Linked DNA regions of Homo sapiens: all the other regions are linked to region 1. The links are chromatin contacts, found by Hi-C or POLR2A ChIA-PET in ENCODE. All regions are on one chromosome and are shown on one strand. The core of a region is the stretch at or near the end of the contact, and the rest is flanking DNA. Distances in the headings are between cores, read along the strand shown. Region 1 holds the start of UBE2D2 (ubiquitin conjugating enzyme E2 D2). Region 2 overlaps PCDHGA1 (protocadherin gamma subfamily A, 1). Region 3 holds the start of FAM13B (family with sequence similarity 13 member B). Region 4 holds the start of BRD8 (bromodomain containing 8). Region 5 holds the start of EGR1 (early growth response 1).

Region 1 (6,127 bases), core at 2,059-4,558:
GGAGGCTGACGTGTACCACTGCACTCCAGCCTGAGGGAGAGACAGTGACCCCATCTCAAGAAAAAAAAAGAAAAAAGATGAACTATAGGATAGCTAGGATATTTACCACAGCATTATTTTAATAGTAAAAATGGGAAACAAATGTTCCCCAAAATGTGACCAGTTAAATAAATATGGTACATTTATATGCTAGAATACAAAGCCATTAAAATAAGGTAGAAATATTTGAAACAGGAAAATTCACGATATATTGTTTATTTTCTTATTTGTTTTTTGAGACAGAGTCTTGCTCTGTTGCCCAGACTGGAGTGCAGTGGCGCGATCTCAGCTCACTGCAAGCTCTGCTTCCCGGGTTCACGCCATTCTCCTGCCTCAGCCTCCTGAGTAGCTGGGACTACAGGCGCCCGCCAACCAAGCCCGGCTAATTTTTTGTATTTTTGGTAGAGACGGGGTTTCACCGTGTTAGCCTGGATGGTCTTGATCTCCTGACCTCGTGATCCGCCCGCCTCGGCCTCCCAAAGTGTTGGGATTACAGGCGTGAGCCACCGCGCCCAGCCAATATATTGTTTATTTTCAAGGTAGATTACCAAACAGTATTATGCAATGACCCCACATTTTTCAAAGAAAAATATGTATTGATATTTATATGTAAGGGAAAAAAAGACTAGAAGGACATTAACCAAATGTCAAAAGTGGTTAATTATTGGATGATGAGAGTGTGGGTGACTTTTATTTCCTTCCTTTACTTATAGGTATGTCTTACAACAAATACATATTGCTTTTTTTTTAAGAGAGGATCTTGCTCTTTCACCACACCTGAGGTGCAGTGGAACCACCACGGCTCACTGCAGTTTTGACCACCCAGGCTCAAGCTATCCTCCCCACCTCAGCCTCCCAAGTAGCTGGGACCACAGGTGCGTGCTACCATACCTGGCTAATTTTTACAATCTTCTGTAGAGATGAAGTCTCTATATTGCCCAGGCTGGTCTGGAACTCCTGAGTTCAAGTGATCTTCCCGCCTCAGCTTCCCAAATTACTGAGATTACAGGCGTGTCCAGGAGCTTTTCTAATACAAAAGTTATTACTGAGAATAACTTTAAAAAAAAAATCTGTCGGCCGGGCGCGGTGGCTCACGCCTGTAATCCCAGCACTTTGGGAGGCCGAGGCGGGCGGATCACGAGGTCAGGAGATTGAGACCATCCTGGATAACAAGGTGAAATCCCGTTTCTACTAAAAATACAAAAAAATTACCCGGGCGTGCTTGCAGGTGCCTGTAGTCCCAGCTACTCGGGAGGCTGAGGCGGGAGAATGGCCTGAACCCGGGAGAAGAGCTTGCAGTGAGCCGAGATAGCGTCACCGCACTCCAGCCTGGGCGACAGAGTGAGACTCCGTCTCAAAAAAAAAAAAAAAGAAATCTGTCCAGTGGAGATTTTTGTACCCCTCCCATCACATTTCTTAGGAAGAAAATATCTGGGGCTGTGAGATGTTCCATTTTACCCTCAACCTCAACTATACCCACCCTGAACCACTGGATACAATTTTCTCTCACTGGGTGCACGGTGCTTCTGTCCTAATGGTCCAACCTTCTCAGTAGGTGAGGCAGTATGAGCTTTGCCACTCACCTACTGTGTGGCTTTTGGCAAGATCCTTCCCTTAGTTGGGCTCCAGTTTTTTCTTCTCTATAAATTCAGGAGCTAGAATCAATGATCTGCAAGGTCCTTTCTGGATGTAGCGAAAAGGAGACATTTAGAATCAGAAAACGCCAGGGGTAGATTTCAGAATGTGGGCATTACCTCCCAGCAAAATATTCTTTACTATTCTCCTGTGTAAGGCCTCTAGCCCTGGCTTGGCTCCGTATCTCACACCAGTCATGGTGTAGGGCTGGGCACAGGGTAGGTGCTCAGTGATTTAGCTTTTTGTCTCCATCTCCTAAAAAACAATTCCAAATATTCTAGGTTTGATTTTCAGCGGACCCTCCTGATGGGTATCTGGAGCACGAGGTTGGTTTTTTTTTTTTTTTTGGAGATGGAGTTTTGCTCGTCGCCCAGGCTGGAGTGCAATGGCGTGCTCTCGGCTCACTGCAACCTCTGCCTCCTGGGTTCCAGCGATTCTCCTGCCTCAGCCTCCCCAGTAGCTGGGTTTACAGGAACCTGCCACCACTCTCGGCTATTTTTTTTTTTTTTTTTTGAGACGCATTCTTGCTGTTGCCTAGGCTGGAGTGAACTGGCGTGATCTCGGCTCACGGCAACCTCCGCCTCCCGGATTCAAGCGATTCTCCTGCCTCAGCCTCCCGAGTAGCTGGGACTACAGGCGCCTGCCACCATGCCCGGGTAATTTTTGTATATTTAGTACAGAAGGGGTTTCACTGTGTTGGCCAGGCTGGTCTCGAATTCCTGACCTCGTGATCCGCCTGCCTTGGCCTCCCAAAGTGCTGGGATTACAGGCGTGAGTGACCGTGCCCGGCCTAATTTTTGTATTTTTAGTAGAGATGGGGTTTCACCATGTTGGCCAGGCTGGTCTCGAACTCTTGACCTCAGGTGATGCGCCAGCCTCAGCCTCCCAAAGTGCTGAGATTACAGGGGTGAGTCACCGCGCCCAGCCGTTGGTTTTAACTATTTGGGGCACACACTGTGATTTTTTTTCTGACGCAGCTGGTACAGTGCTTGCTTGTAACAATTTGCAATTCACTAAGCTGAGCAGAGTCTGGACACCTCGAAGGCACACATACATGCCAGTGGCTGAGAACACAACATTCAAATCCTCTCCATCTGGGGCCTTGGTCCGGAAGGCCAATCTCACTGCAACCCGAGCGGCTATGAGACATCTCCCTCGTGGCAGGTGCCCGAGCTGTAGCCACGCGGCCTCTGGAAAGAGATGTGCTAAGTCCCAGGACTTCAGAAGAGCTCTGTGACCTTGGCCAAGTCCCTTCCTCCTTCAGGAGCGCTGCAGTGGGCCTAAGTGCCTCCTCCCGGGACTAGTACGGGGACGGTCGTGAGATCTGGACAACATTCGCCTTTTAATATTTATTGATCTTTTGTGACACGCGCGTGGGTTTCCATCAGCAATGAAGTCAACGGTCGCGGCGCTGGAGCCTGCAGAACTCGCGCTCTAGATCTCGCGAGATCTCCGCCCAGGGCTTCGCAGCGTCACGCCCTCCGGGGCCGTGGCGGCGACGGCGGTGCGTAGCTTACTCACAGGGGCGGCCCGTATCCCTCCGCCGCCGGCGCGGCTCGGCCCTCCCTCCCCTGGCCCGCCAATCCCCGCGCCTCCCGACCTGCCCCTCGGTCGGGCCCACCCCGTGCTCCGACGGCCCCACCCCGGCGGCGCAGCCCGCCCGCCCGCGCGTCCCTCGGTCCACCTGCAGCAGGGAGGAAGACAGGCAATCCCTCCGGCTGTCCGACCAAGAGAGGCCGGCCGAGCCCGAGGCTTGGGCTTTTGCTTTCTGGCGGAGGGATCTGCGGCGGTTTAGGAGGCGGCGCTGATCCTGGGAGGAAGAGGCAGCTACGGCGGCGGCGGCGGTGGCGGCTAGGGCGGCGGCGAATAAAGGGGCCGCCGCCGGGTGATGCGGTGACCGCTGCGGCAGGCCCAGGAGCTGAGTGGGCCCCGGCCCTCAGCCCGTCCCGCCGGACCCGCTTTCCTCAACTCTCCATCTTCTCCTGCCGACCGAGATCGCCGAGGCGGCCTCAGGCTCCCTAGCCCCTTCCCCGTCCCTTCCCCGCCCCCGTCCCCGCCCCGGGGGCCGCCGCCACCCGCCTCCCACCATGGCTCTGAAGAGAATCCACAAGGTAAGCGGCCGGAGGTCGGCTGCGCTGCTGGCCAGCTGAGCAGGCTGCGGCCTGCACTTCCCGCCGTAGTCTCCGTCGGGCTCGCGGCCTCCTTGGATCTTGCTGCCGGTGCTGGCCCCTCGGGGCGGCCTCCATACCCCACTCCCAGTGATGGCGCCCGTGGAGGCCCCGGCGCGCAGCCCGCGCTTAGGCCGGAGGTGCTCTCGCGGCCTCAGCGTTCCTCCCCGGCTGCCCTTCCAGGCCCGCATGGTGTGGACTCTTAGGGCTTCTCTCCAGTCTGGGACTGCCGCTGCACTTGAGGGCCATTGTCGGGCCAGGATGGCGGGGTTGGGGCCGAGGGGGGCGCTGGGGCGTTGGGCGGCCCCTTCGACAGAGGTCGAAAGGGCTTCTCGCCCCATTTCTGTTCCCTCCTCCCACACCTGCCCTAGCTCCCTCCACAAAACCGCCTGAGCTCGGGCTGACAGAGGAAGCCGTTTTGCCCGATCCACAAGTATATCCTGAGTTCACTTACCTCTTGGGTGGCAGCACACATCGGTCCACCCTGCTTGTCCAGAAACTGTTAAGAGTTGGAAGTTCAGAAGAAAAAAAAAAGGTGACTTAATGAGGGAGGAGGGAAGTAGAGGGAGAATCATTTTATTCCTTGAGGTTGCTGTATGTAGTTAGAAACTAACACTTCCGTTTTGCAGGATTGGATCTAATAGAAAAGCTGTACATTGGCAAAGGTAGAGGTAGAAACCTGAACATTGAAAACCACCAGAGAAATTATACAAAAGTTCCTTTCACAGCCTCTTCGCAAAATGGACTTGACGCTATTAGGTGATATGTTTACCGAGACTCTTAACTGGGAAGGGGTTTTACTAGATTTTGTATTAAAAAGGATTTCTTTGCTCTTTAAAGTGAAGGGTTATTTAGTTATCAATAAGGAGGTTTTCCTAATAATACATCTAGACTATAAGATTGGCTTAAAATTTATTTTTTTTCCCTTTCTGATGTTGTAACCTCTTAGTGCCACTTTCATGTTTTTTTTCTTAGAAGTAGGGAGGCACCACTATTAATTTCTGTTTGGTGTTTCACTTGGCTACTCAGATTGGCTATATTAAACCGGTAGCTACTTTTTTCTTCAATACATCTTTTTCCTTTTAGTGGAGAACGGGGTCTTGCCGTGTTGTCCAGGCTGGTGTGGAACTCCTGGGCTCAAGCTAGCCTCCTGTCTCTGCCTCCCTTAAGTGTTGGAATTACAGGCATCAATCAGCCACTGCACACGGCCTATACCTGTAGCTACTTAGAAGTAGGTACTGGGGTTATCCATTCTGAATGATGGGATGGGGATGCAAGAGGAAGAGAACCAGTTTTTAGCTTGTCTTAAACTAAGTCAGAATACAGATTGATGATTTAAACACCTCAGCTCAGCGGTTGGTCCTCATTTCATTTTTGCTCAAAGACAGTGTGGAATCAGTCCCATTGGTTACTATAATTAGGTTAGCTCCTTAACTTCTTTTGACTCTGATTTCTAACAAATGAAGAAGGGCAGATTTTAGACAATAAATCTTGTACTAAAATGAAATGGTATTTGTTAAATACCATAAAGAAGCTTGAACCTTAAGCAAAGATGTCTTAAAGAACCGTTTAAGGGGCAGGGGAGCACACTGAGGAGTAGTCATCCAAAAAAAATATATACATATGTATTTTAAAGGCTTTTAGGAATTGCTAGGTCCTTATAGAATCTAACTGGGAAGTTATCAAATACCTGTAGAAGCTTGTCCTCTTATTTTATAACCTGAGAAAGAGCAAGTGGGTATAATGTGTAATAATTTACAGATAAAGAAATGTAGACCTGCCGGGCGCGGTGGCTCACGCCTGTAATCCCAGCACTTTGGGAGGCTGAGGTGGGTGGATCACGAGATCAGGAGATCGAGGCCATCCTGGCTAACACGGTGAAACCCCGTCTCTGCTAAAATATACAAAAAAAACTAGCCGGGCTTGGTGGCGGGTTCCTGTAGTCCCAGCTACTCTGGAGGCTGAGGCAGGAGAATGACGTGAACCGGGGAGGCGGAGCTTGCAGTGAGCCGAGATCGCGCCACTGCACTCCAGCCTGGGCCACAGGCGAGACTCCCTTTCAAAAAAAAAAGAAATGTAGACTTTAATCTCTACATTGAATTATATGTGTAACGGACTTTTTCAGAGAGGGAACTATCTCTTTGACACAAAACATACGTTTTAATTAATAATACTTGCTCTGGTAATATAGTTTCTTATGAGTTGCTACATATTTTCTAGAATAGATTTTCCTTAAAATATGCCTTTGTAAGATTTTTTTAATAAAATCAAGTTTAGAAATAATT
Region 2 (6,127 bases), core at 1,475-3,974, 2.0 Mb after region 1:
AGAATACTGGTAGGGGCCAAGGCCATGCTCCCCTTGGGAAACAGAAACAAGTGCCCAGTCAGCACCTACCCCTTCCCCCCCAGGGGGTTGAATATGCAAAAGCAGTTCCGCTGGGAACCCCCATCCAATCAACTGCTGTACCCATGGGGGTAGTGGGGTTACTGTAGACACCAAGAACCATTTGCCACACCCCGTTTAGTTACAGCTGAACTCCTCCATCTTCCAAATCAATCAGGCCCATCCATCCCATGCCTCCCTCCTCCCCACCCCACTCCAACAGTTCCTCTTTCCCGAGTAAGGTGGTTGGGGTGTTGAAGTACCAAGTAACCTACAAGCCTCCTAGTTCTGAAAAGTTGGAAGGGCATCATGACCTCTTGGCCTCTCCTTTGATTCTCAATCTTCCCCCAAAGCATGGTTTGGTGCCAGCCCCTTCACCTCCTTCCAGAGCCCAAGATCAATGCTCAAGTTTTGGAGGACATGATCACCATCCCCATGGTACTGATGCTTGCTGGATTTAGGGAGGGCATTTTGCTACCAAGCCTCTTCCCAACGCCCTGGGGACCAGTCTTCTGTTTTGTTTTTCATTGTTTGACGTTTCCACTGCATGCCTTGACTTCCCCCACCTCCTCCTCAAACAAGAGACTCCACTGCATGTTCCAAGACAGTATGGGGTGGTAAGATAAGGAAGGGAAGTGTGTGGATGTGGATGGTGGGGGCATGGACAAAGCTTGACACATCAAGTTATCAAGGCCTTGGAGGAGGCTCTGTATGTCCTCAGGGGACTGACAACATCCTCCAGATTCCAGCCATAAACCAATAACTAGGCTGGACCCTTCCCACTACATAATAGGGCTCAGCCCAGGCAGCCAGCTTTGGGCTGAGCTAACAGGACCAATGGATTAAACTGGCATTTCAGTCCAAGGAAGCTCGAAGCAGGTTTAGGACCAGGTCCCCTTGAGAGGTCAGAGGGGCCTCTGTGGGTGCTGGGTACTCCAGAGGTGCCACTGGTGGAAGGGTCAGCGGAGCCCCAGCAGGAAGGGTGGGCCAGCCAGGCCATTCTTAGTCCCTGGGTTGGGGAGGCAGGGAGCTAGGGCAGGGACCAAATGAACAGAAAGTCTCAGCCCAGGATGGGGCTTCTTCAACAGGGCCCCTGCCCTCCTGAAGCCTCAGTCCTTCACCTTGCCAGGTGCCGTTTCTCTTCCGTGAAGGCCACTGCCCAGGTCCCCAGTGCGCCCCCTAGTGGCCATAGCCTGGTTAAAGTTCCCCAGTGCCTCCTTGTGCATAGACCTTCTTCTCCCACCCCCTTCTGCCCCTGGGTCCCCGGCCATCCAGCGGGGCTGCCAGAGAACCCCAGACCTGCCCTTACAGTAGTGTAGCGCCCCCTCCCTCTTTCGGCTGGTGTAGAATAGCCAGTAGTGTAGTGCGGTGTGCTTTTACGTGATGGCGGGTGGGCAGCGGGCGGCGGGCTCCGCGCAGCCGTCTGTCCTTGATCTGCCCGCGGCGGCCCGTGTTGTGTTTTGTGCTGTGTCCACGCGCTAAGGCGACCCCCTCCCCCGTACTGACTTCTCCTATAAGCGCTTCTCTTCGCATAGTCACGTAGCTCCCACCCCACCCTCTTCCTGTGTCTCACGCAAGTTTTATACTCTAATATTTATATGGCTTTTTTTCTTCGACAAAAAAATAATAAAACGTTTCTTCTGAAAAGCTGAACGTTTCTGTATAAGCGATGGAAGCTCCTGGCATGTGTGCATGAAGTGATGAGCTGAGGTGGGTGCTGGAAGAAGGGCGGAATCGGGAGGCCACTTTGTGTCATTGCGCGTCTAGATGTTTCCGAATTGCGTGTGTGTGTGTGACTGTGCAATATGGTTGTGTATGCTTGCAATGCCGTTGTGCCTATGAGACAGTGTGCGATTGTGTGCCTATGGATCTGTGTACCGTGTGCCATTGTGTGATCGGTCCGCTGTGGGGGTGGGGATCTGAGTGCGGCGTGTCAGTGTGCAGTGGAGTGTGCAGTCTAAGCTTGCGGCTGTCTCCAGGCAGAAGAGGAGACCCCGGCGCGGGCGGGGGCGGGTTGGCGCCGGGCAAACGCCTTGGGTAGAGGGGAGAGGACGTTTCGTTAGTTCCCGCCCCTTCCTGACTAAAATTGCCTACCCGAAGCGCCCCGGAGGGCTTCACGGGAGGAGGGTAGACTCTCCTTTGCCCCCGCACCCCCACCCCCGCTGCCTAGGGGTTTTGGGAAAGCCGCGGGAGTGGGAGGGAATGCGGGAGGTGATTCTTCCAAAGCCAAGTCTGCAGCTCGAGCCTCAGTTTCCCCATCTGGAATTCGCCTTCCCGCTGACATCTCCGTAGCGAAGCCTAAGAAATTGGAGGGCTCATCCTCTTCTTGCGGGGGTCAAGGGGACTGAAAGGACGTGCAGGAAATGAGATCCATCGCAGACTCAGCTCCCCTCCCTCCTTCCTGTCGGTGCTTTTCCACTCACTCGCCTGCTCTCCCATCTCCCCGCCCCCTCCGCCTGCCTCCTCGAAGCACTGTGGGATTCCGAGGTTGCTGCAGCCAGAGAAGCTGCAGAAAAACACGGAGCTGGGGGTGAAGGGGGACTTAAAAGGGGAACTACCCGGAAGGACCCAAGAACACAAAGACAGAGCCACTGCGGTTATCTGGCTGGTCAGCAAGGGTATGCGGCTTCCTCCGCGCTGCGGAGGCTCCCAGAGCCAGGTCACCCATTCTGCCAGCTCAAGTCTGTTGTCATGGGAACCAAACCTTCCAACTTAAGAATCTGGGGGCGACTTTCTAGCGTGGGAGGAAGGGTGGTGTGCACGGTTGCTGAGATGGAAGCAGGGTTTTGTTACTCAGAGCCAGGCTGCGGAGGGGCGGGGTGCCGGGCGCCTGGGTTCTATTCCAGGCACAGCAGCAGACTGGCAGAGCGCGTGAGCAGCTGTGGTTTGTCCCCTAATTGGTATGTGTGCCTATAAAGCTCTGAACCAGAAAGGCGTGGCCTCCGGGGGGACGGGAGGGAGGCGGCAGGCAACCCATCCCCACACCTCAGGCCATACTGAGGAGGCAGCTGCCCAGGCTCCAGGGCTATTTAAAAGGCTTTTATTTCCAGTTCCAGAGCCCGCCCGAATGGGTTTGTGGTCCTCTCCAGGCCTCTCCCTGTCTATCCTGGGCCTGCTCATTGCTGGTCTGGCTTTTTTGTGCAGGTCATAACGTGCTCAGACAAGTATGGCTCCAAGTGGCAAGTCATCTGGAGCATGACCTCAGGCTCCCAACCTCTGCTGGGCAGGCTCAGGTTTCCACCCCAGGGTAAACCCCTCTACTCTGGAATGTGGTCTGTGGCCACCAACAGAGCAGAGGGGATGAGAAAATGGGAGCCAGATGCTTCCCTCAGCAAGAGACACAGGTACTGCCAGGAAACCTTGCGTGACATCTGGGAACATGAAAGGTTCCAAGTGAGTTCCAAAAAAGGGCTCCAAACCAAGTAGCAGCAATGTGGAAGAGTCAGGGAGCTGAACCAGGCGCCCACTCCTTTACTGTGGCCAAACGGCCCTGAGGTGAGCTCTGGTGGGGCAGCAGCCACCATGTATTAATCATCTCTAGCCCTGTGCCCAAGTAAAGTGTCTGGCACCTTTAGCTTTTTCACAGTGATTTGTCAGGTCAACCAGGGATTTGAGGCAGGAAAGACTAGAGGAGCCTGGACTAGAGTGAAAAGAAAACAGCTCAGAAATTCACACAGGAAGCTGTAAGGCAGTACTGTTTCAATGCTTTATTAACAGTTGGAAACAAAACCAACAAACTGGAGGTGATGACATCCCAGAAGCCTATGAGGCAAGGGAAATAGGTTTGCATTTTGTCCCTCACACCTCTCTCTCTCTCTCTTTTTTTTTATTAAATGCATCTTAGCAAAAGTAGATTAAAAAAGAAAGGGTCAAAGCCCCAGATGTCAGCGAGCAGGGAGGAGGTGACCCAGGGGAGCAACAGACGCCCTGCATCAGAGTCCTCCCAGGAATAGTCCAAAGGAGCTGCTCTTGCCCCTTTATACACAAGCGCCAGCAACCAAAACCCTCCCTCCTGGCAATAAGGCCTCACTATAGTTGCCCTCATGCTTCCTAAGCTCTCTCTTGCTCTAATAACTCTAATTCTGGGCCAAGCCCAAGAGTGCCATTCTTTCTTCCTAGCTGGGGATGGAAAGCTGAGAGGGGCACAAGGAGGGCAAAAGTATCACCCTAAGCCAGAGAATTGCAGCTTCCTGTGGTTGGGGCCACCAAACAGTTCAGTGTGCCCACCCACTTCTCTTTTAGAAGAGAGCTGGGGTACAGTGTATGAAGGCACTCCTGGTGCCCAGTTCCCCAGAATGTCCAGTTAGCATCTGCACATTTGGCTTGATACATTTATACATTTATAAAAAACTCTGTGGTCTTAGAGTTCCTGCTACTCTTAGGCCTGGCCCAGCTCAACCAGAGAAGGGGTTCCTCCTGTGTCGGATTCCCTGGGAGAGAGGATCTGCCTTGGACTCAAGGGTCCAGAAGGTCCAGGGGCACATTCAGGATTGGGCCTGTGAGAAGAAATCCCAGAACTCTGTAACCTGCCACCAAAGCTTCTTACATTATGGAGGGGAAAGGGGGAAGGAACAGTTTTCTTTAAAAAAATTTTTTTTTTCATACAAAAATAGATCCATTTGCAAAACAATTTCTCAGCCAGGAGGCTCCACCTCCCATTTCCTTGTAGACAGAGGGTGAGGTGTTGGGATGGTCACAGTACAACCCATAGTCCAGATGAGATGCACCAAAGCTCAGGGAAGGCATGAGGAGGGAAGGTGGCTCAGTAGCCTGGGGTTGGTGCAGAGCGTCCAGAGAGGCAAGGGCATAAAGCGTGGCAGAAGCTGGGGGCAGGTCCCACACTGTCGCTATGCCCTGCCTGCCTGCCCACAGGCTCTGGCCTGGGCCACAGCACAGCAGGGAAACTGGTCCAGATCCTTTGCTTTGGAGGCCTTTCCCAGGAAGGTGGGGTAAAGGTGGGATTTGCTCCCTGCTTCCTTAGGAGCAGCTCCCAGTGCCACACCACTAATAATAAATAACCACAGCCAGGAGAGGGAAGAGCAGAGACAACAGCAATGAAAGGAGGGATCTAGCCCAAAGGTTTACAAGCCCCATGCTATTCTCAGGGCCAGAGAAACCACAAAAGAAAAGCACAAATCCAGCAAGACTGACCTAGGGGGGAAAGCCCATTAGAAAGTCAGGGCTGAGAAAAAGCAGGCTGGGCCTTGTCTGAGATGAGGCCCTCTGAGTAACAGAGAGGAGACAGGGTTAAGGCAGCAAACATGGACCCTGCTTTGGTAATACAACAGCCAGGGCTGGCTAAGTCGGGCTCAGGCCTCCCCTGCACTGCCCTTTCCTTCTGGCCTCCAGGCAGCTGAAGCTGTATGTGATGTTGAGAGAGCAGCAGGCCAGAGAGAAAGACAGGGTCAGGGTGGTGGGAGTGGCCACCCCAGAGGAATATCCCCTTGAGCCTTTAGGCACATGCTGCAGGGCAGGACAGTCTGCGGCTCCGCTGAGGAGCTGCCGCGGTCACAGGACCCACATTAGCTTGCACGGCCAACCAACTCCTTGGCTTCCTCAAGGATTGTGGGGAATGTCTCACTGTTCTTGGACACCTTGGCAGGAACAGCAGCCATGGCATCATCCTTGGTCAGCTCCGAAGCTAGCAGAGATGTGACTGCACACCCGGCCTTCCTGTTGGCTGCAAGAGAAGACGAGAGATTCTGTCTATGGAAGGCCTCATTTCTAATTTCTTTCAAACTCTACAGCAGATAATCAGCGTAAGCCATGCAGACATGACTACCTTGGCCACTTCACAGAGGCCCTTACTTTGAAGAAAGGGGCAGAGATCCAGCATGTGGAATATATTGTTGGGTGGCAAAGAATGTAAGAGAGTGTGGTGCAACAGGAAAGCAAGCCTTGCCCCCTTGCTTCCCTGTGTGAAAACAGCACAAAAGTTTGAACACAGACAGACAGAACTGGGCTGAAGTGTTAGCTATGTGACTTAAGGAGAGATGAAGTATTCAAAGTCTATTTTCTCGTAATAGGGATGTTGGAATTAAATAGACTAAAGTTTAGTACATAGTATTAT
Region 3 (6,127 bases), core at 1,109-3,608, 1.5 Mb before region 1:
CCAAAAAAAAAAATTGAACGTAAGGCTGGGCAAGGTGGCAAGGTGGCTCACACCTGTAATCCCAGCACTTTGGGAGGCAGAAGCAGGCAGATCATCTGAGGTCAGGAGTTTGAGACCAGCCTGGGCAACATGGCAAAACCCCGTCTTACAAAAAATACAAAAATTAGTCAGGCGCAGTGGCAAGCACCGGTAGTCCTAGCTACTCGGGAGGCTAAGTCAGAAGAATCGTTAGAACCTGGGAGGCAGAGGTTGCAGTCAGCCGAGATTGCACCACTGCACTCCAGCCTGGGCGACAGTGATGCCCTGTCTCAAAAAAAAAAACAAAACAGTAATTTACACTATTATAGTCCCCAAATTTAAAATTTGAATACGATGATGGAGGAGCTATGCAGCGATGGATTGAGGTTATTCATAACTGATTATAAAAGCAGTTATTTTATTGGTGGGGAAACACTGACAAGTCAACAGATTCATTTCAGCCATTTTCTCTCCTAAAACAATGACATTCTAATAAAAAAAACTAACATTTACACCACCCAATGAATTATGCCACTGCAATATGCCCTTCTACATTTTCCAAGAACTTAAGCTGTGTCACACACGTGTCTAAATTAGTAATAAAATTAAACTGGAGAAACTATTACTCCAATTTTAAAAGCAGCACGGATTAAAAAAGTAAGAAGGGGGCAAGGCACGGTGACTCACGCCTGTAATCCCAGAACTCTGGGAGGCTGAGGCAGGCGGATCACTTGAGGTCAGTTCAAGACCAGCCTGGCCAACTTAGTGAAATCTGATCTCTACCAAAAATACAAAAATTAGTCAGGCGTGGTGGCGGGCGCCTGTAGTCCCAGCTACTCAGGAGGCTGAGGCAGGAGAATCGCTTGAATCCGGGAGGAGGAGGTTGCAGTGAACCGAGATCGCTCCACTGCACTCCAGCCTGTACGACAGAGCGAAACTGTCTCAAGGAAAAAAAAAAAAAAGTAAGAAGGCGCTCCCAATGGATATACAAATAATTATCAGTCCATTCAATTCCATCAACAAGCACTTAGTAAATGCACAGTACCTGTGAGAAAACCAGGCCAACAAGCATTTCAAGGTTACCAAAAAAGGAAGGTTGAAAATAGCCTCACACTAACCCAGCTCTAAAAAGACAAATAATTCAAAACCACCCTTTAATGTCTGTCTCTCTAAACAGGTGCACCCCAGTTAATGTTAATAGTCTGCATTACTACTGGTAATGATTCTGGCTACCATTTTAGATTATCAGATCCTTCAAAGTAAATGCCCAACTTTTTTCACTGATTAGAAGGCGAAACGGGGAACCAAATGAAATAATCCACCGTCTTTCTAAAAGTCAGTTTGATTTTAACTGATTACAAACAAAAAGGGCTTAACAGTTTCCCACTGCGCAAATGTGCCAACCGATTCCTACAACCTCATCTAGGAAACCAGGCGTGCCACGCGAACCCTAATGCTATACAAAGTGTCCCCCTCCAGCCTGGCCTATGCAGAGCGCATTCTAGACAAGGCCCCAGTGCACCAACAGCCCAATTTTGGCTATATTCTCTGAGCGATTTAAGGAAGTCCGCAACCACTCATCTCACGTGACCTTAAAAAGGGGCGCAGTTGAGCCCAGAATAAAACACACTCCTTTTTCTTCTACATCAACTTCACTGCCCAGCATGAAGGAAGTGGGCGGGGAAGAGGCGCAGCGCCAGCGGGCAGGAGAGGTCAGCAAAGAAACGTGGGGTGTCGCGCCATCTACTCTGGAGGGGCTGGAGGTGAGGGGCACGCCCGCTCAACTGCACTGCAGCCGCTGCAAATCCAAGGCTGCCACACCCCCCGGCAGCCAGGGACACGGCTTCATCTTCCTCTTTCTCCAGCGGAAAGGGGGCCCTCTCCACGGAACGCCCCACCTGCTAGAGTCCTCCACATCCCGAAACGCAACGCCCGAGAGCAGGCGCGGGTGGCAGGCGGCGCTGGGGGGCAACAGGAGGGGAAGGGCCGCGGCGACCTGCAACCCGCGCATGCGCAGATCCGGGTACCCGCCCGTTTACCTACCGTTGGAACCGCGATGCCCCGTTCCCTGGCCGCGGCCGCTTCTCCAGGACCCGCGGCGACGGCAAGAGGGCGAGAACTGAGGCCCCAAGTGGCTCCGCGGCCGAGAAGCCTCTTCCTGGGGCGGCCGCTGACGGGAGGTTAAAGCTACGGCTGTGGCGCGGGGCCAGCCCGGTAAGCGACCCCCCGGATACCCCCGGCGGTGGTGGCGACGCAGACGCGGAACAGGGGGAGAGAGTGGCGACAGAGGCGGCGGCTGAGGTGCAGAGCCTCCCTAACGGCGAGCGGGAGGAGAGCGGCTGGCGGGCGGAGGCCGGGCCGGACGTGACGTGCGTGGGAGGGGGCGGGGCAGGCCGCTGGTGGGGGCGGGGCGGCGAGGGTCCCCACCCCCACAGCATTCCGGGCAGCGGCCCTGTGTCCTGCAAGCTTGAGGACCGCGGTTCCTCTCCCACCAATTGGGGTCCTGAATTAGGGTGCGAGCAGCCAGGCGCCATCCCGGGGCGGGTTGTGGGGTCCTCGGTATGGGGAGGTTGGGAAACAGAGAGGACACTGGGGAGAGGAAAGATAAAGGGAAAATCCGGAACACAGAGATCGCTTCTGGTCTCTGCGGAGGAAGCCAGGCCCCCAGGGCGCCCATATCCAGGTGAGGAGCACAGAGACCTGAACCGAAAACCGCTGGGGGAGACCTAAGCGGTGACTTCGGTTCCCATTCCCAGAGATGTGAGTTAGATCCGGGACCACGGGGCTGCACCTGCGTCCTGCCCGCCCCCACCCTACCCCTTCACCTCAGGACCTGACCTAGACTCCAGAGAGAACAGTAAGGCTTCGGTGCCTTAGTCTGGGACTGTGGAAGTCGATAGGCTGCGGGCTTACAGGGAGCTTCGTATACTAAAATCAGCCAGCTGCGGAGGCAGAGCTGAAAGGAGGCAGAAAGAATGAGCTCTCTGAACTTGCATGGCTACCCAGACCATCCCTACAACTCCCTTGAACTCACAAGGGTATGAATATTCAGCCAATCTCTTCTTTGTTATAGTCTGTTAAGGGCTTTGAGATCTTCCATTTGGACTCCTTGACAGCCGGTAGATCAACACCTGCACAAAAAATAGCAGCCACCACAATTCAGTTGTCCCTTACCTACCTGAGCTGGAAGTTAGTAACTTGGAAAATGTAAAACAAGAACCCTCATAGAACTTGGGACAAGATTTGAAAAAAATAAAGTTACCCTATGAAATGATCTGTAAATGGGCTACAGAGGCCACAGTGTCTCCCACATTTCATCAGAGAGAGTAAACCATGTGTAACCTAAGTGTCACATACCCAGTTAATGCTGTCATAACCGAAGGGTGGGGTCCACAAAGAGTCTAAAACCAGAAGAATCTGAATAAGAATGTTCTATGAGGCTCCCAGGAACTCTGTCCAGGAACGAGGCAACTGATTCTAATGACCAGAACCAACACTTACTCTCAGGGCAGTTAAATCTTAATTCAGATTCACTCACTCATTCAACAGATACTTAGTGAATGCTTACTATGTTCTAGTCTCTTAAGATACGTCAGTAAATCCCTGCCTTCGTGGAGTTTATATCCTAGCAAACCTAAATTCTGGATCTCCGTTAAGAGCATACAAAGGCCCATACTCTGATTCCAAACTCAGCTAGTAGCCTTTCCATCATTCAGGGAGTCTCTCAAATAAATCTACATACCCAATAAGAAGGGATTGTCCAAGGCATATAACTAGGACTAGTTATACTAGCTGTACAGTTTTTGTCAATAAATTCATATCATGGTTTACAAATCGGACACTGTTCACTGGGTTGAATTGTTTTATCCGAATTAATTTCTCAGAGCCTATTTAAACTTGAGCGAAGTGAAATAAAAGTTTCCAAATCTGCCAAACAGGATCAACAGAGCCTGATTTCAGAGCAGCCCAGTGAAGATGCAGTCTGTGCATTTAGCCTTGTATCTCTCTTTAAATATCTTAAATGAAAGCTTTACCTGTGATTCCATGCTTGGAGAACAGGAGCAATATGATTGCTTCAAAAGCTTTATCATAAGTGCGTAAAAGTCTTGAGAGTAAATCCGAAGAGAGTTAAAAACCTCCTCCGCCTGCCCCACATATGCAACACAGGCTCTTGTTGACATAACTGACTGTAATAAATACTTTGCTCTGAATATGAAACCTAAGATGTAAGCTCCCAGAGGGAAGGATTCCCTTGCCTTTTTTTTTTTTTTTTTTTTTTTTTTTTTTTTGGTGAGACAAGGTCTTGCTCTGTCACTCAGGCTGGGGTCCAGTGTCTGGATTATGGCTCAATACAGCCTCAACTTCCTGGCCTCCAGCAGCATTCCTACCCTAGTCTCCTGAGTAGCTGGGACTACAGGGACATGCCACCATGCCTGGCTAATTTTAAAATTTTTTTAGAGATGGGTTTCCCTATGTTGCCCAGGCCTCTCTTGAACTCCTGGCCTCAAGTGATCCTCCCACCTCAGCCTCCCAAAGTGCTGTGATTACAGGCGTGAGCCACCGTGCCCGGCCTCCCTTGCGTTTTTATACCCTACCCACAAAGTATGGGATCTCAAAAAACAAATGAATTGATCAATGACCATTTTCCCCCTCAAAAACTGCAGAACATATTCTTGGAAGATATATTCTCTAGATCCTACTTGATAATATAAAAACAGTATGTTCAACATAGGGGCCACATGGGCTATAATTCAAAACAAACACTTTTATTTTGTATCTTTTGCCATGCCTTTCAATTTGTGCAGTGGGAGTAGATCTGTCATGTACCTAATTGAAAACTCAGGCAGGTTCCATGAGTTTTTAGGGGTTCTGTGGTCTCCTTAGGAATAGAGTCCTGTTGTCATTGAGTCACAAAGAGTGAAATGTTTTCCTCTTTTTCAGCTGGGAACAGTTGTCTCATTGCTTGCCCTAAAGAGGGGACCATAGTCATCTTTAACCTGCCTAGTCTTTCTCCTCCCGGCTTAACTAATCATAACCAAATCTGGGGAAGGCAGGGAGAAAAAGGAGCAGGAAAGTTGTTAACTTTGTATGATGGTTTGACATTCCCTGGGCATGGTAGATGCTTAAAGCTGACTTATTTTTTCATGGATACCTCAGAGACTACCACCATCCCCCTTCTCTGGTGGTTTCTCCCCCATAATTCTATTGGTCTAAGCGTAAAGCTATTTTGGCAGTTATTTACTTCTTTCCACGCACCTCCAACTACTTGTCTGTTGAAACCTGGGCATCTCTGTAAAGGCCCTGTCAGATAGGATCTGAGATGACTCTCACACTCGTCCATTTGCAAGTGACCCTTTATTGTGGGACAAGGTTGTGCACTCCGTACCCTAGGGGGTGCCATTCACATCATTCTCACTGTAGTTCTGTATGTTATTTATTTTAATGTTTTTCCAGCAGGTGGCAGTAAAGTGTTTTGTCCAAACTAAATTACAACGACTGCTTCCCAATAGATGGAAGCAAAGCGTCTGGACGAAGGAGAGCTTTTTTCTCATGGTGCTGCTGTGTTAGCCTAGTGACAGCTCTGTATGGCCCACACCTGGTCCACAGGAAGCTCTCAGGCACCTCTTGCCCGAACAAACTTGGGAGTACAGGCTAATCCCAGTGCAGATTCAACATTCCTCTACTCTGCTGCCAAAACAGCCGCCAGCCTGTGGGAGTCAGACACAGGCCCACGGTGCCCCTCAGACTGCAGGAGGTACAAGTCAAGTGCTCTGAGCAGATCCATTGAAGGCCCACTCCCTCGACTTGAAGTAAAAGGCAGGCAGGCACCTGTGGTAAGAATCACAGCTCACCAGCAACAGTCTCCAAAGACATTGTCCTCAATAATTCTGGTTTGGCCTTTTATAACTAAATAACTGAGTATTTAATCTACCTGCTTTGTCTAAATCCTCTGAAATTTCTAGAGGGGGTCTATCTCAGAAATTACTTTAGTTTTTTGGTGGATGGAGGGAAGAAGATGGTTTCTTTTATAATAATCTTGTTGCTTCAGTTAAAACAGTGGTTCTCAACTGCGACAATTTTGGGGGACCATGTGTGCAGACATTTTTGG
Region 4 (6,127 bases), core at 3,628-6,127, 1.4 Mb before region 1:
CAGTTTCTCTTATGTTGCCTCCCTGGCTCAAGCCATCCTCACACCTCAGCCTCCCGAGTAGCTGGAACTATAGGCACACACCACCAGACCTGGCTAGTATTTTTGTGTTTTTTTATAGTTTTGTCATATTGCCCAGACTGGTCTCCAATTCATGATCTCAAGCAACCTCCTGCCTTGGCCTCCCAAAGTTCTGGGATTATAGATGTGAGCCATTGCACCCAGCCCCATTCTATTCTCTAGTTCTGTGAGGTCTATAATTTTTCCTAGATTCCACATATAACTGAGATCATATGGTATTTCTTTATGTGTCTGGCTTATTTCACTTTACATACTATCCTCCAGGCTCAACCATGGAATCACAAATGGAGGATTTAATTCTTTTTTATGGCTCAACAGTATTCCATTGTGTGTGTGTGTGTGTGTGTGTGTATACATATATATTTTTTCTTTACCCATTCATCTGTTAATGGATACTATAATAATTACCTTAATTGTGGATAGTTTCACAAATGTATATATATTTCAAAAATACCATGTCTTATGCTCTAAATGTGTGCACTGGCCGGGTGTCGTAGCTCATGCCTGTAATCCCGGCACTTTGGGAGGCCGAGGCAGGTGGATCATCTGAGGTCAGGAGTTCAAGACCAGCCTGGCCAACATGGTAAAACCCTATCTCTACCAAAAAATACAAAAATTAGCCAGGCATGGTGGCAAAGGCCTGTAGTCCCAGCTACACGGGAGGCTGAGGTGGGAGAATCACTTGAACCTGGGAAGCAGAGGTTCCAGTGAGCCAAGATTGCACCACTGCACTCCAGCCTGCGCAACAGAGACTCCATCTCAAAAAAAAAAAAAAGGTGCAGTTTACTGCACATCAATTATATCACAAAAAAGTTGTTAAAAGGGAAGAGATGTGACTTTTCTTACCAACCCCCTTCCTTCTTGTTGCATGGAACAAGGATGTGATAGCTGAAGGTCAAGCAGCCACCGTGAACCATAAGATAACCAGAAGATAAACTATGCACTGAGGAAGGTGGAACAGAAAGAGAATATCCTGAGCCTCTAATGTCACTGTGAAGTTGCTATGAGAGCTGTGGACTGCCTAGACTTCCTGTATGTGTGACAAAAAATAAACTCAAGTTTTTTTTTTTTTTTTTTGAGATGGCGTCTTGCTCTGTTGCCCAGGCTGGAGTGCAGTGGCACGATCTCAAATCACTGCAAGCCCCGCCTCCTGGGTTCACACCATTCTCCTGCCTCAGCCTCCTGAGTAGCTGGGACTACAGGCGCACGCCGCCACACCTGATTTTTGTATTTTTAGTAGAGACGGGGTTTCACCGTGTTAGCCAGGATGGTCTCAATCTCCTGACCTTGTGATCCGCCCACCTCGGCCTCCCAAAGTGCTGGGATTACAGGCGTGAGCCACTGCGCCCGGCCTTAAACTTAAGTTTTTAACCCATTTCTTTGTTGCTATTGCTTTCTATATAGTGTTTTTGTTTTTATGGTGGCCACATATTACTTCAAAAATTAGATTTAAAAAACAAACAAAAAAAATGCTAGGAAGCATGACAATCAGCAAAGTACTGAATTGTTTATAAATGTGGCAAGAGAGTTAAATTCATAATGGATGATTCAAAAGAAAGGGGGTGAGGGGCTGATACCGAGAAAGGTAAAATGATGATAGTTCTAGGCTGGGAGTGATGGCTCACGCCTATAATCCTAGCACTTTAGGAGGCTAAGGTGGGAGGATCACTTGAGCCCAGGAGTTCAAGACCAGCCTGGGCAACAAGTGACAAAAAACACAAAAAATTAGTCAAGCATGGTGGCAAGGGTCTGTATTCCCAACTACTCAGGATGCTAAACTGGGAGGATCACTTGAGGCCAAGAGTTGGAGACCAGCCTGGGGAACATAGTGGGACCTCGTCTCTACAAAAACATAAATATTTAAATTAAAAAAAAAAAAAAAGTTCAGCCTGGGCAACATGGCAAAACCCCATCCCTACCAAAAAATACAAAAATTAGCCAGGGGTGATGGCATGTGCCTGTAGTCCCGGCTACTCAGGAGGCTGAGGCCGGAGGATCACTTGAGCCCAGGAGGCAGAGGTTGCAGTGAACCACGATCGCACTACTGCACTCCAGCCTGGGTGACAGTGAGACCCTGTCTGCAAAAAAAAAAAAAAAAAAAAAAAAAAGTCAAACATAATAAAGTTACTACATAACCCAGCAATTTCACTCCTTGAATAAAAAACTCAAGAGAATTAAAAACATTGTCCACAACCTTGTACACGAATGTGCACATCATCAGCATTATTCATAATGGCCAAAAAGTGGAAACAACCCAATTGTCTATCAAGTGATGGATAAATAAAACTTGGTATATTCATACAACAGATTATTATTCAGCTAAAAAAGGAATTAAGTATTGATACATGCTACATAAGAATGAACCTTAAAAAGTGTTATGTCAAGTGATTAAAAAAAACAAAAAAAAGTCCAGAAGAGCACGTATCATTCCATTTGTATGAAATATCCAGAATAGGCAAATCTACAGAGACAAGAGAGTTGGCTGGGTATGGTGGCTCACACTTGTAATCCCAGCACTTTTGGAGGCCAGGACTGGTGCATTACTTCAAGACCAGCCTGGACAAAACCTCATCTCTACTAAAAATACAAAAATTAGCCAGGCCACTCGTGGCGCATGGCTGTAATCCCAGCTACTTGGGAGGCTAAGGCACGATAATCGCTTGAACCTGGGAGGCGGAGGTTGCAGTGAGCCAAGATCTAACTACTACACTCCAGCCTGTGTGACAGTGAGACTCTGTCTCAAATTAATTAATTAATTAATAGAAAGTAGATGAGTGCTTGCTTGGGGGTGGTGAGGAGGGGACAACATGGACTGACAGTTAAGGAGTAAGGGGTTTTTCTTAGAATAAAATGTTCTAAAATTAGATTGTGGTGATGGTTGCACAACTGTGAATATACTAAAAACCATTATATTGTACATTTTAAGTAGGTTAATTTTATAGTATGTGAATTATATCTCAATAAAGCTGTTTAAAAAAAGAAATACAGCTGGCCTGGTGGCTCACACCTGTAATCCCAGTAGGTTGGGCGGATCGCTCGAACGCAGGAGTTCGAGACCAGCCTAGGAAACATGATGAAACCCCCATCTCTACAAAAAAATAAAAAAAATTAGCTGGGCATGGTGGTGTGCACCTGTAGTCCCAGCTACTCAAGAGGCTGAGGTGGAGGATCATTTGAGCCTGAGATATGGAGGTTGCAGTGAGCCAAGATCACACCACTGCCCTCCAGCCTGGGCCACAGAGTGCAATCTTGTCTCAAAAAAAAAAAAAAAAAAATAGGCCTGGCAGTGGCTCACGCCTGTAATCCCAGCACTTTGGGAGGCCGAGGCGGACAGATCATGAGGTCAGGAGATTGAGACCATCGTGGCCAACATGGTGAAACCCCGTCTCTACTAAAAATACAAAATTAGCCAGGCATGGCCAGGCGCAGTGGCTCACACCTGTAATCCCAGCACTCTGGCAGGCCGAGGTGGGGGGATCACCTGAGGTCAGGAGTTCGAGACCAGCCTGGCCAACATGGCGAAACTCTGTCTCTACTAAAAAATACAAAAATTAGCTGGGCGTGTCCGCACCACTGCACTCCAGCCTGGGCAACAGAAGGAGACTCAGTCTCAAAAAAAGAAGAAAAAGAAAAGAAAGTCTACTTACAGCTTAATATGATTAACTATAGAAATCTACCGATGTGAAAGAGTATCTAACAATTTCTAAGACCCAGAAAAGCTGACATCCTAGATACCTTACCAATTTTGATCGCCACTTCTCATGACAGAAGATGCTAAACATAGCTTCTCTCGGATGGACCATGGCTCTGTGGGGCCAGTGCTTAGCAGCTTGTGTTCTGGGAAAGGGAGAAAAAAAAAAAAGCCTTGGAAACAACCACTGAGACTGTAGTGCTAAGCTCCAAAATCCCCAAAAAGAGGACTAAAAGCCTAATACAAAACATCCCAACTTGTTAGGACAAAGTGAGCTACTATAACCAAATCTTGATTTTCACCTCTCCAAGTGAAATATCACCAGTGACCGGGGTACCTATTCGTTGCATGTGAATTATTAACATTTTATTTCTTAAAACGCCATGGCTTGAAGCTCCGCTTTATTAAGAAACAGGGAATGTCAGATTAGGCAGTTCTCCCTAAAAGCCCAGTTTTAAGAATACTGGACTTTATTCCAGTTTGAACTTATTCAGGGCTTATTTCCCAGGAACCCGAGCGGCCAGCCCCTCCTACTACCCCGCCTCCCTCTTAGCATAAACTTGTTTACTTCTCTCAGATCCTCTACTCCAAATGTCGGGGGTAAAAGAGCTTTTCAGTCCAAAAAAAGAAAAATGGCTGAAATCCCCGAGATGCAATTTCCTGAGTGGCAAGAAAAGCTCATGGTTAAAAGACCCCACTTCCACTGCCTCACAAACGTCAGACAAAAAAATGAATGGCTCTTTGAGGTGCCGGTTACTCCGTCTGGCTCATAACATCTTTTCGTCTGCACGCCCAAGTTTCTAGAGTGCTTTTACGGTTAACCCGCAGAGTTCCTAACACACTAGGATTCACTAAGCTGCTTCTCTCACACCTCCGCTCTCTCCCTGAGAAACAAGACCCCAGATTTCTGGGCCCCCAAACGTTGGTCTTCACGATGCTGTAGAGCGCAGGTCTCTGAAAACCCTGGGCTCTCAAGCAACCCACTTCTCCCACTCCCTAAGCGTGTAACAAAAATATGGTGCCTAGCCTCGGATCTACAAAGGCCTTTCACGCAAAACCTGCTCAGATACTCACTGCCCGTTCCCGTCGCCATCTTGGCCCCGAAGTCTCCAACCCTGAGGAGAGACGGTCTGGAAGGGCCGAAACCCTGGAATTCTGGGAAATAGTGTACCGGCGTTGGTTCGCGGTGCCTCCTGGGAAATGTCGTTTTTCCCCTTAAGACAAAGCAAGCACCCTAAACCAGTTACCCTGTGCACTCCTGTTAAGATTGTTGCTAAGGAAGGACAGGAGTTGGCTGCTGAAGCCTCAAGATTTCCTTTAGGCTCTTAGGTAAGAAATGTCTAAGGTTCAAGGAAAAAGGTTAAGTTGGAAGAATCCCAGGCAAAATAAGTGCGAATCCACGACAGTTGGTAACCCGGACCCACATTAGAACTCAGAGGTCAAGCAGAAGCGAACGACTGGAATTCCAGTCAGGCCCGCCCCCTTTCCTTACGCGGATTGGTAGCTGCAGGCTTCCCTATCTGATTGGCCGAACGAACGCAGCGCGTAATTTAAAATATTGTATCTGTAACAAAGCTGCACCTCGTGGGCGGAGTTGTGCTCTGCGGCTGCGAAAGTCCAGCTTCGGCGACTAGGTGTGAGTAAGCCAGTATCCCAGGAGGAGCAAGTGGCACGTCTTCGGGTGAGTGTGCGGCTGTGCTGGAGCCCGGGTTACCAGCTCTTGCCCGCGCGGAATAGGCTTTAAGAAATCGGAGCTGCAGCCATCTGTTTTTCTCTTAATGCTGCATCTCTGTTCTCACGGTGGTCCTTGGGGTGAGGTTAGAGAAGGAGCCGAGGGATCCTGACACCACCTCCACAGCACCGGCGGGCGAGGTGCCCTACTTTAGGCGTAGCCTTCTGCTTTTGGAGCCAGATGTCTGTGGACTTCTGTTCGCGTTCAGAAATGCCGCCTCAAACTTCTCTCAATTGTTCATTAAGTGAACTTCTCTCATTCCCTTCCCCTTTGCCGATAATTGGAGGGGAAAAGAAGTAGGAAGCGGGACACGGTGTCCTGGGGCAAGGGACTTATTACCTAAAATTCGCGGCCCCTTCTGTCCCTAAAGGTTCTTCTCCCTGCCCACTTTTTGGTCTCTTTTTAGACCTAGGCTGCCCCTGCCGTCATGTCGCAAGGGATCCTTTCTCCGCCAGCGGGCTTGCTGTCCGATGACGATGTCGTAGTTTCTCCCATGTTTGAGTCCACAGCTGCAGATTTGGGGTCTGTGGTACGCAAGAACCTGCTATCAGACTGCTCTGTCGTCTCTACCTCCCTAGAGGACAAGCAGCAGGTAAAGGAACTGGGGAGTGGCTGGGGCGGAAAGT
Region 5 (6,127 bases), core at 2,423-4,922, 1.1 Mb before region 1:
GAGCTTCAGCAAGAACCTGACAAATACGTTAGGTGAGCTGCACAGGAGAATCATCGGGGAACTGGTTTGCCCTGGCTGGGGCAGAGGATGTTCTCTCCCAGTCTGGGTGGCTCTCCAGTGACAGCACAAGAATCCCAGGCCGATACCTTGGCTCAGTGCTGCCACTCGCAAGCTCGGGAAGATTGTGATGCAGCTGGTCCAGGGTAAAAGCTGTCTTTTTCAGACTTCCACAGGCGATTCTGCTGCACAGTCAAGGTTGAAAAATGCTGCTCTAGTAAACGCTCTACTGCAGCAAGATGGGTTCAGATCAACTCTTAGGGATTACGTCCCCTGTGATAGGATTGGTATGTTTTTCCCCATCTGCACAGCTTTCCAGAAAAGGGTCACTGGAGTTTTCTTGGAGGCTGAGGATGGGTGGGTGAACTGTGGATGACTCTATGGATCCAAAGCCTCTGAAAAGAACAATAGCCACTGTTTGTTGAATGCCAATTGCAAGGCAGGTACTGTGTGTTGGGACTTGACATATGGCAGCCCGCATAAGTTTCAGTCCTCACAACAATACTCCCATGTGGGTATTATTACTATTATTTATTTATTTGAGACAGAGTCTCACTCTGTCGCCCAGGCTTGAGTGCAGTGTTGTGATCTCGGCTCACTGCAAGCTCCACCTCCCGGGTTCACGCCACTCTCCTGCCTCAGCCTCCGGAGTAGCTGGGACTACAGGTGGCCACCACCACGCCCGGCTAATTTTTTTGTATTTTTAGTAGAGATGGGGTTTCACCGTGTTAGCCAGGATGGTCTCGATCTCCTGATCTCATGATCCGCCTGCCTCGGCCTCCCAAAGTGCTGGGATTACAGGCATGAGCCACTGTGCCCGGCCCCATGTGGGTATTATTAACATTAGCCCCATTTTACAGTTGAAGAAAGTGAGACACAAAAAGCATGGCTGGCTGGGCACGGTGGCTCACGCCTGTAATACCAGCACTTTGGGAGGCCAAGGTAGGTGGATCACCTGAGATCAGGAGTTCAAGATCAGGCTGGCCAACATGGTGAAACCTGGTCTCTACTAAAAATACAAAAATTAGCCATGTGTGGTGGGGTGCACCTGTGGTCCCAGCTACTAGGGAGGCTGAGGCAGGAAAATAGCTTGAACCCAGGAGGCGGAGGTCGCAGTGAGCCAAAATTGCCCCATTGCACTCCAGCCTGGGTGACACAGGGAGACTCTGTCTTAAAAAAAGCAAAAACAAACAAGTAAACAAAAAGCTTGGCTGGCTGGGTGCTGTGGCTCACACCTGGAATGCCAGCACTTTGGGAGGCCGAAGTGGGTGAATCGCTTGAGCTCAAGAGTTCAAGACCAGCCTGGGCAACACAGCGAAACCCCTCTCTACGAAAATACAAAAAAAAAAAAAAAAAAAAAAAGTAAAAGCCAGGCGTGGTGGCAGGCACCTGTAGTCCAAGCTACTCGAGAGGAGGAGGCTGGAGGATCACTTGAGCCTGGGAGGCGGAGGTTGCAGTGAGCTCGCGCCACTGCACTCCAACCTGGGTGCCAGCGTGAGACCCCGTCTCAGAAAGAATAAAAACATTAAAAAAAAAATTTGGCTAAGGTACCCTACCAGGGAGTGGCAAAATGGACATTCAGACACAAGGCCATCTGCGCTGCAACAGCCTGGCCTTCCTGCCCTTGCGGCAGGAGTCCTCTGAGAGGCGCATCACTCCTGCCCCAATGGACAACTCGGTAGACAGTGGGAGTGAGCCCCCCACCTCCCCAGCGGACTTGAGACGGCAGGCTCCGAGACGAGGGAGTCCTGGTTCATTAAGTTGGTTTTTATAAGAAAACATGTTTGGAGGGGGGACAGCCACAGAGGGATTAAGTCCAAGAAAGTTACACCCTCCCCCACCTAATCCCCCTGACCCCGACCTCCAGAGGCTGTTGGGGTTCACAGAGGCCCTCACCTCCTCCCTTCCCTCTCGGTGTCGTCAAGCACCCTCCTTCCCCACATTCTCTTTCTGCTTTCTTTTTAAATCCAGAAAAAACAGCACCTCCTCTGGATTCAGAGCTAGAGCAGGAGGAGCCTTCCCTTCCCGGAATCCCTGTTCCCTTTGGGGTGAGCAACTGACTGCGTCGTGGGGGCGGGGAGGGCTTCCCTGTTCGCGTTCGGCCCCAGGGAGACCTGCGGGAATCGTTCTCCCTCGCCACCACCCACCCCCTGCTTCCTTCTCCCCCTCGCCTTGGCCAGGCTCGGGGTGAGGAGTGTTATCCCGGAGTCTGGGCGCCTCGGCAGTGACGGCTCCCCAGGGACTGCAGGGGGAGCCCGGGCTGCAGCGCCTGCTCAGTTCGTGCTCACTGCGTCGAAGGCTCCCCCGGCCTGGCTCCGCGCCCAGCGCCGCATCCGGGAGGAGGAGCGAGGAGGCGGCGGAAGAGCCCGCGCGGCCGGAGTCCGGGGCTGGGAGTGGAGAGGGAACCTCCAGGGGGCAGCACCGAGCCGCCAAGCCGGTCCTCTCTTCGCGCCCAGCCCGGGGTCCCCAGACAGCCCATAGGGAAGCCCCTCTTTCGGATTCCCGCAGTGTGGGCCGGCCCTCCACCTGGACTGGATAAAGGGGGGAAAGTGACCCCTCACCACAAGGACCATTATCTCCTGGTGAGAACAAGAATCAGGCCTCTCTTGGGGCAATCAGCTTCCCCACTTCGGTCCCCCAAAGGTGGGCTCTTTGCCGGCGGGGACTAGGGAACAGCCTTTCGGTTCCGGGGGAGCACAGGGGACCCCAGGCACCAGCAGCCCCATCCCACCGACAGGTGGCAGAGGCAAGGCAGCTCACTGCTATACAGTGTCCCAAGAACCAAGTGGCCGTGACTTCCTATCCTCAATTTCCCAGCGACACCCGGAAAGACACCGTGCCATAGATCGAGGCCCGGGGTCAAGGCCCCGCCTCTCCTGGGCGGCCCCTGCCCAGGCGGGCCCAGCCGCTCCTCCCCCGCACTCCCGGTTCGCTCTCACGGTCCCTGAGGTGGGCGGGCGGGCCCTGGATGACAGCGATAGAACCCCGGCCCGACTCGCCCTCGCCCCCGCTCTGGGTCTGGGCTTCCCCAGCCTAGTTCACGCCTAGGAGCCGCCTGAGCAGCCGCGCGCCCAGCGCCACACGCCACGAGCCCTCCCCGCCTGGGCGTCCCCGGATCCCGCGAGCGCTCGGGCTCCCGGCTTGGAACCAGGGAGGAGGGAGGGAGCGAGGGAGCAACCAGCTGCGACCCGGAAATGCCATATAAGGAGCAGGAAGGATCCCCCGCCGGAACAACCCTTATTTGGGCAGCACCTTATTTGGAGTGGCCCGATATGGCCCGGCCGCTTCCGGCTCTGGGAGGAGGGAAGAAGGCGGAGGGAGGGGCAACGCGGGAACTCCGGAGCTGCGCGGGTCCCGGAGGCCCCGGCGGCGGCTAGAGCTCTAGGCTTCCCCGAAGCCTGGGCGCCTGGGATGCGGGCGCGGGCGCGGGCCCTAGGGTGCAGGATGGAGGTGCCGGGCGCTGTCGGATGGGGGGCTTCACGTCACTCCGGGTCCTCCCGGCCGGTCCTGCCATATTAGGGCTTCCTGCTTCCCATATATGGCCATGTACGTCACGACGGAGGCGGACCCGTGCCGTTCCAGACCCTTCAAATAGAGGCGGATCCGGGGAGTCGCGAGAGATCCCAGCGCGCAGAACTTGGGGAGCCGCCGCCGCCATCCGCCGCCGCAGCCAGCTTCCGCCGCCGCAGGACCGGCCCCTGCCCCAGCCTCCGCAGCCGCGGCGCGTCCACGCCCGCCCGCGCCCAGGGCGAGTCGGGGTCGCCGCCTGCACGCTTCTCAGTGTTCCCCGCGCCCCGCATGTAACCCGGCCAGGCCCCCGCAACTGTGTCCCCTGCAGCTCCAGCCCCGGGCTGCACCCCCCCGCCCCGACACCAGCTCTCCAGCCTGCTCGTCCAGGATGGCCGCGGCCAAGGCCGAGATGCAGCTGATGTCCCCGCTGCAGATCTCTGACCCGTTCGGATCCTTTCCTCACTCGCCCACCATGGACAACTACCCTAAGCTGGAGGAGATGATGCTGCTGAGCAACGGGGCTCCCCAGTTCCTCGGCGCCGCCGGGGCCCCAGAGGGCAGCGGCAGCAACAGCAGCAGCAGCAGCAGCGGGGGCGGTGGAGGCGGCGGGGGCGGCAGCAACAGCAGCAGCAGCAGCAGCACCTTCAACCCTCAGGCGGACACGGGCGAGCAGCCCTACGAGCACCTGACCGCAGGTAAGCAGTGGCCTACGCCGAGGGGGAACCCTTTCGCCACCATCCTGGCGTCCTGTCCTTCACCGCAGGAGTGCTCCTGGATCTTAGAATGAGAGCCGGGTTTCCCTTTCATTCCTCGCATCCCCAGAGTCATGTGTTAGAGGGATGCCAAGGAACCCCACACAGCCCACCCCCTGCCCTCATCCCTAGCGGAGCGCAGAGGACCGAGCTTTTGTTTTGGATGGAGAGCTCTGGAGCTGCGTGGGTGGGTGGAGGGGGAGGGCTTGTTTTGATGAGCGGGGCTGCGCCCCCCACCTCCAGTAAGACTTGCCTTGCCTTGCTTGCCGCCTGTCCCCAAGGAAGGACCGTGATCCTTGGCCGTGGATGTCCCGGCAGCCCGGGTTTGGGGGCGCGCACTAGCCGCGGCCATGGGGGTGCTGGCGGGAATCCCTCGCCCGCACAGCCGCCGCTGCGGAGCGCTGCGAGCTGCAGTGGAGGGGGATTCTCCGTATTTGCGTCAGCTGTTGTTGAAATGGGCTCTGCCACTGGTGCGGGTCCAGGAACATTGCAATGTGCTGCTATCAATTATTAACTACCTCGGGAGTCAATGGTAGCCGGCCCGGTCTCTTGCCTGGCAGCTCGGGTCGTCCTCGTCCTCCAGTGATTGCTTTCCAGTAACCAGGCCTCCCGCTTCTCTCTCTCCTGCCAGAGTCTTTTCCTGACATCTCTCTGAACAACGAGAAGGTGCTGGTGGAGACCAGTTACCCCAGCCAAACCACTCGACTGCCCCCCATCACCTATACTGGCCGCTTTTCCCTGGAGCCTGCACCCAACAGTGGCAACACCTTGTGGCCCGAGCCCCTCTTCAGCTTGGTCAGTGGCCTAGTGAGCATGACCAACCCACCGGCCTCCTCGTCCTCAGCACCATCTCCAGCGGCCTCCTCCGCCTCCGCCTCCCAGAGCCCACCCCTGAGCTGCGCAGTGCCATCCAACGACAGCAGTCCCATTTACTCAGCGGCACCCACCTTCCCCACGCCGAACACTGACATTTTCCCTGAGCCACAAAGCCAGGCCTTCCCGGGCTCGGCAGGGACAGCGCTCCAGTACCCGCCTCCTGCCTACCCTGCCGCCAAGGGTGGCTTCCAGGTTCCCATGATCCCCGACTACCTGTTTCCACAGCAGCAGGGGGATCTGGGCCTGGGCACCCCAGACCAGAAGCCCTTCCAGGGCCTGGAGAGCCGCACCCAGCAGCCTTCGCTAACCCCTCTGTCTACTATTAAGGCCTTTGCCACTCAGTCGGGCTCCCAGGACCTGAAGGCCCTCAATACCAGCTACCAGTCCCAGCTCATCAAACCCAGCCGCATGCGCAAGTACCCCAACCGGCCCAGCAAGACGCCCCCCCACGAACGCCCTTACGCTTGCCCAGTGGAGTCCTGTGATCGCCGCTTCTCCCGCTCCGACGAGCTCACCCGCCACATCCGCATCCACACAGGCCAGAAGCCCTTCCAGTGCCGCATCTGCATGCGCAACTTCAGCCGCAGCGACCACCTCACCACCCACATCCGCACCCACACAGGCGAAAAGCCCTTCGCCTGCGACATCTGTGGAAGAAAGTTTGCCAGGAGCGATGAACGCAAGAGGCATACCAAGATCCACTTGCGGCAGAAGGACAAGAAAGCAGACAAAAGTGTTGTGGCCTCTTCGGCCACCTCCTCTCTCTCTTCCTACCCGTCCCCGGTTGCTACCTCTTACCCGTCCCCGGTTACTACCTCTTATCCATCCCCGGCCACCACCTCATACCCATCCCCTGTGCCCACCTCCTTCTCCTCTCCCGGCTCCTCGACCTACCCATCCCCTGTGCACAGTGGCTTCCCCTCCCCGTCGGT

What was found. A loop is a pair of places that touch in the nucleus more often than their neighbours do. ChIA-PET counts read pairs that join two places held with the same protein, here RNA polymerase II (POLR2A). Pooled maps may share reads with other maps.
Region 2: a pooled map shows a loop between it and region 1 (3-fold over the local background). The contact joins the enhancer-like site here to the promoter of UBE2D2 in region 1. A Hi-C loop is called at or near these places in 1 of 37 single-sample maps with no recorded cell type and 1 of 50 pooled maps. POLR2A ChIA-PET finds 5 or more read pairs at or near these places in 1 of 52 experiments (OCI-LY7).
Region 3: a loop to region 1 is called in a map of naive thymus-derived CD4-positive, alpha-beta T cell, with 5 times the contacts of the local background. The contact joins the promoter of FAM13B here to the promoter of UBE2D2 in region 1. A Hi-C loop is called at or near these places in 1 of 168 maps with a recorded cell type or tissue (naive thymus-derived CD4-positive, alpha-beta T cell), 1 of 37 single-sample maps with no recorded cell type and 8 of 50 pooled maps. POLR2A ChIA-PET finds 5 or more read pairs at or near these places in 1 of 52 experiments (CD8-positive, alpha-beta memory T cell).
Region 4: a loop to region 1 is called in a map of naive thymus-derived CD4-positive, alpha-beta T cell, with 22 times the contacts of the local background. The contact joins the promoter of BRD8 here to the promoter of UBE2D2 in region 1. A Hi-C loop is called at or near these places in 1 of 168 maps with a recorded cell type or tissue (naive thymus-derived CD4-positive, alpha-beta T cell) and 9 of 50 pooled maps. POLR2A ChIA-PET finds 5 or more read pairs at or near these places in 1 of 52 experiments (HEK293T).
Region 5: a map of CD8-positive, alpha-beta T cell shows a loop between it and region 1 (8-fold over the local background). The contact joins the promoter of EGR1 here to the promoter of UBE2D2 in region 1. A Hi-C loop is called at or near these places in 3 of 168 maps with a recorded cell type or tissue (CD8-positive, alpha-beta T cell and naive thymus-derived CD4-positive, alpha-beta T cell), 1 of 37 single-sample maps with no recorded cell type and 12 of 50 pooled maps. POLR2A ChIA-PET finds 5 or more read pairs at or near these places in 1 of 52 experiments (activated CD4-positive, alpha-beta T cell).

Annotation. Positions count from the first base shown.
Region 1 is chr5:139,558,031-139,564,157 of GRCh38, forward strand. UBE2D2 (ubiquitin conjugating enzyme E2 D2) reads left to right here and starts at 3,309. Exons shown (of 7, transcript NM_003339.3): 1 at 3,309-3,785. The coding sequence starts at 3,762. RefSeq lists enhancers at 2,885-3,054, 4,215-4,264, 4,355-4,474 and a silencer at 3,085-3,744.
Region 2 is chr5:141,511,272-141,517,398 of GRCh38, forward strand. It overlaps PCDHGA1 (protocadherin gamma subfamily A, 1), which reads left to right. Exons shown (of 4, transcript NM_018912.3): 4 at 1-1,704. PCDHGA2 (protocadherin gamma subfamily A, 2) reads left to right here. Exons shown (of 4, transcript NM_018915.4): 4 at 1-1,704. It overlaps PCDHGA3 (protocadherin gamma subfamily A, 3), which reads left to right. Exons shown (of 4, transcript NM_018916.4): 4 at 1-1,704. It overlaps PCDHGB1 (protocadherin gamma subfamily B, 1), which reads left to right. Exons shown (of 4, transcript NM_018922.3): 4 at 1-1,704. It also overlaps PCDHGA4, PCDHGB2, PCDHGA5, PCDHGB3, PCDHGA6 and PCDHGA7, and 15 more genes. RefSeq lists enhancers at 2,263-2,888, 2,434-2,553, 2,889-3,514, 3,294-3,543, 3,515-4,140 and 3 more. Within about 2 kb of position 2,725, at least 33 of the 41 ENCODE cell types and tissues checked have a DNase peak (open chromatin) inside an H3K27ac peak, as active enhancers do; they include OCI-LY7, where a contact is called at or near this core.
Region 3 is chr5:138,030,721-138,036,847 of GRCh38, forward strand. FAM13B (family with sequence similarity 13 member B) reads right to left here and starts at 2,359. Exons shown (of 24, transcript NM_001385994.1): 1 at 2,062-2,359. It overlaps FAM13B-AS1 (FAM13B antisense RNA 1), which reads left to right and starts at 2,054. Exons shown (of 2, transcript NR_037900.2): 1 at 2,054-2,232; 2 at 5,473-6,127. LOC124901077 (a long non-coding RNA gene) reads left to right here and starts at 2,419. Exons shown (of 2, transcript XR_007058952.1): 1 at 2,419-2,531; 2 at 2,775-3,953. RefSeq lists enhancers at 1-173, 1,388-1,447, 1,548-2,431, 5,539-5,748 and silencers at 1,938-2,007, 2,018-2,067.
Region 4 is chr5:138,173,753-138,179,879 of GRCh38, forward strand. It overlaps BRD8 (bromodomain containing 8), which reads right to left and starts at 4,878. Exons shown (of 27, transcript NM_139199.2): 1 at 4,844-4,878; 2 at 3,819-3,915. The coding sequence starts at 4,862. It overlaps KIF20A (kinesin family member 20A), which reads left to right and starts at 5,360. Exons shown (of 19, transcript NM_005733.3): 1 at 5,360-5,450; 2 at 5,908-6,093. The coding sequence starts at 5,929. RefSeq lists enhancers at 4,828-5,122, 4,830-4,879, 5,020-5,189.
Region 5 is chr5:138,461,807-138,467,933 of GRCh38, forward strand. EGR1 (early growth response 1) reads left to right here and starts at 3,673. Exons shown (of 2, transcript NM_001964.3): 1 at 3,673-4,262; 2 at 4,951-6,127. The coding sequence starts at 3,956. RefSeq lists silencers at 2,277-2,546, 2,867-3,266, 3,277-3,626, 3,717-3,926 and enhancers at 2,459-3,658, 2,731-3,571, 3,572-4,411.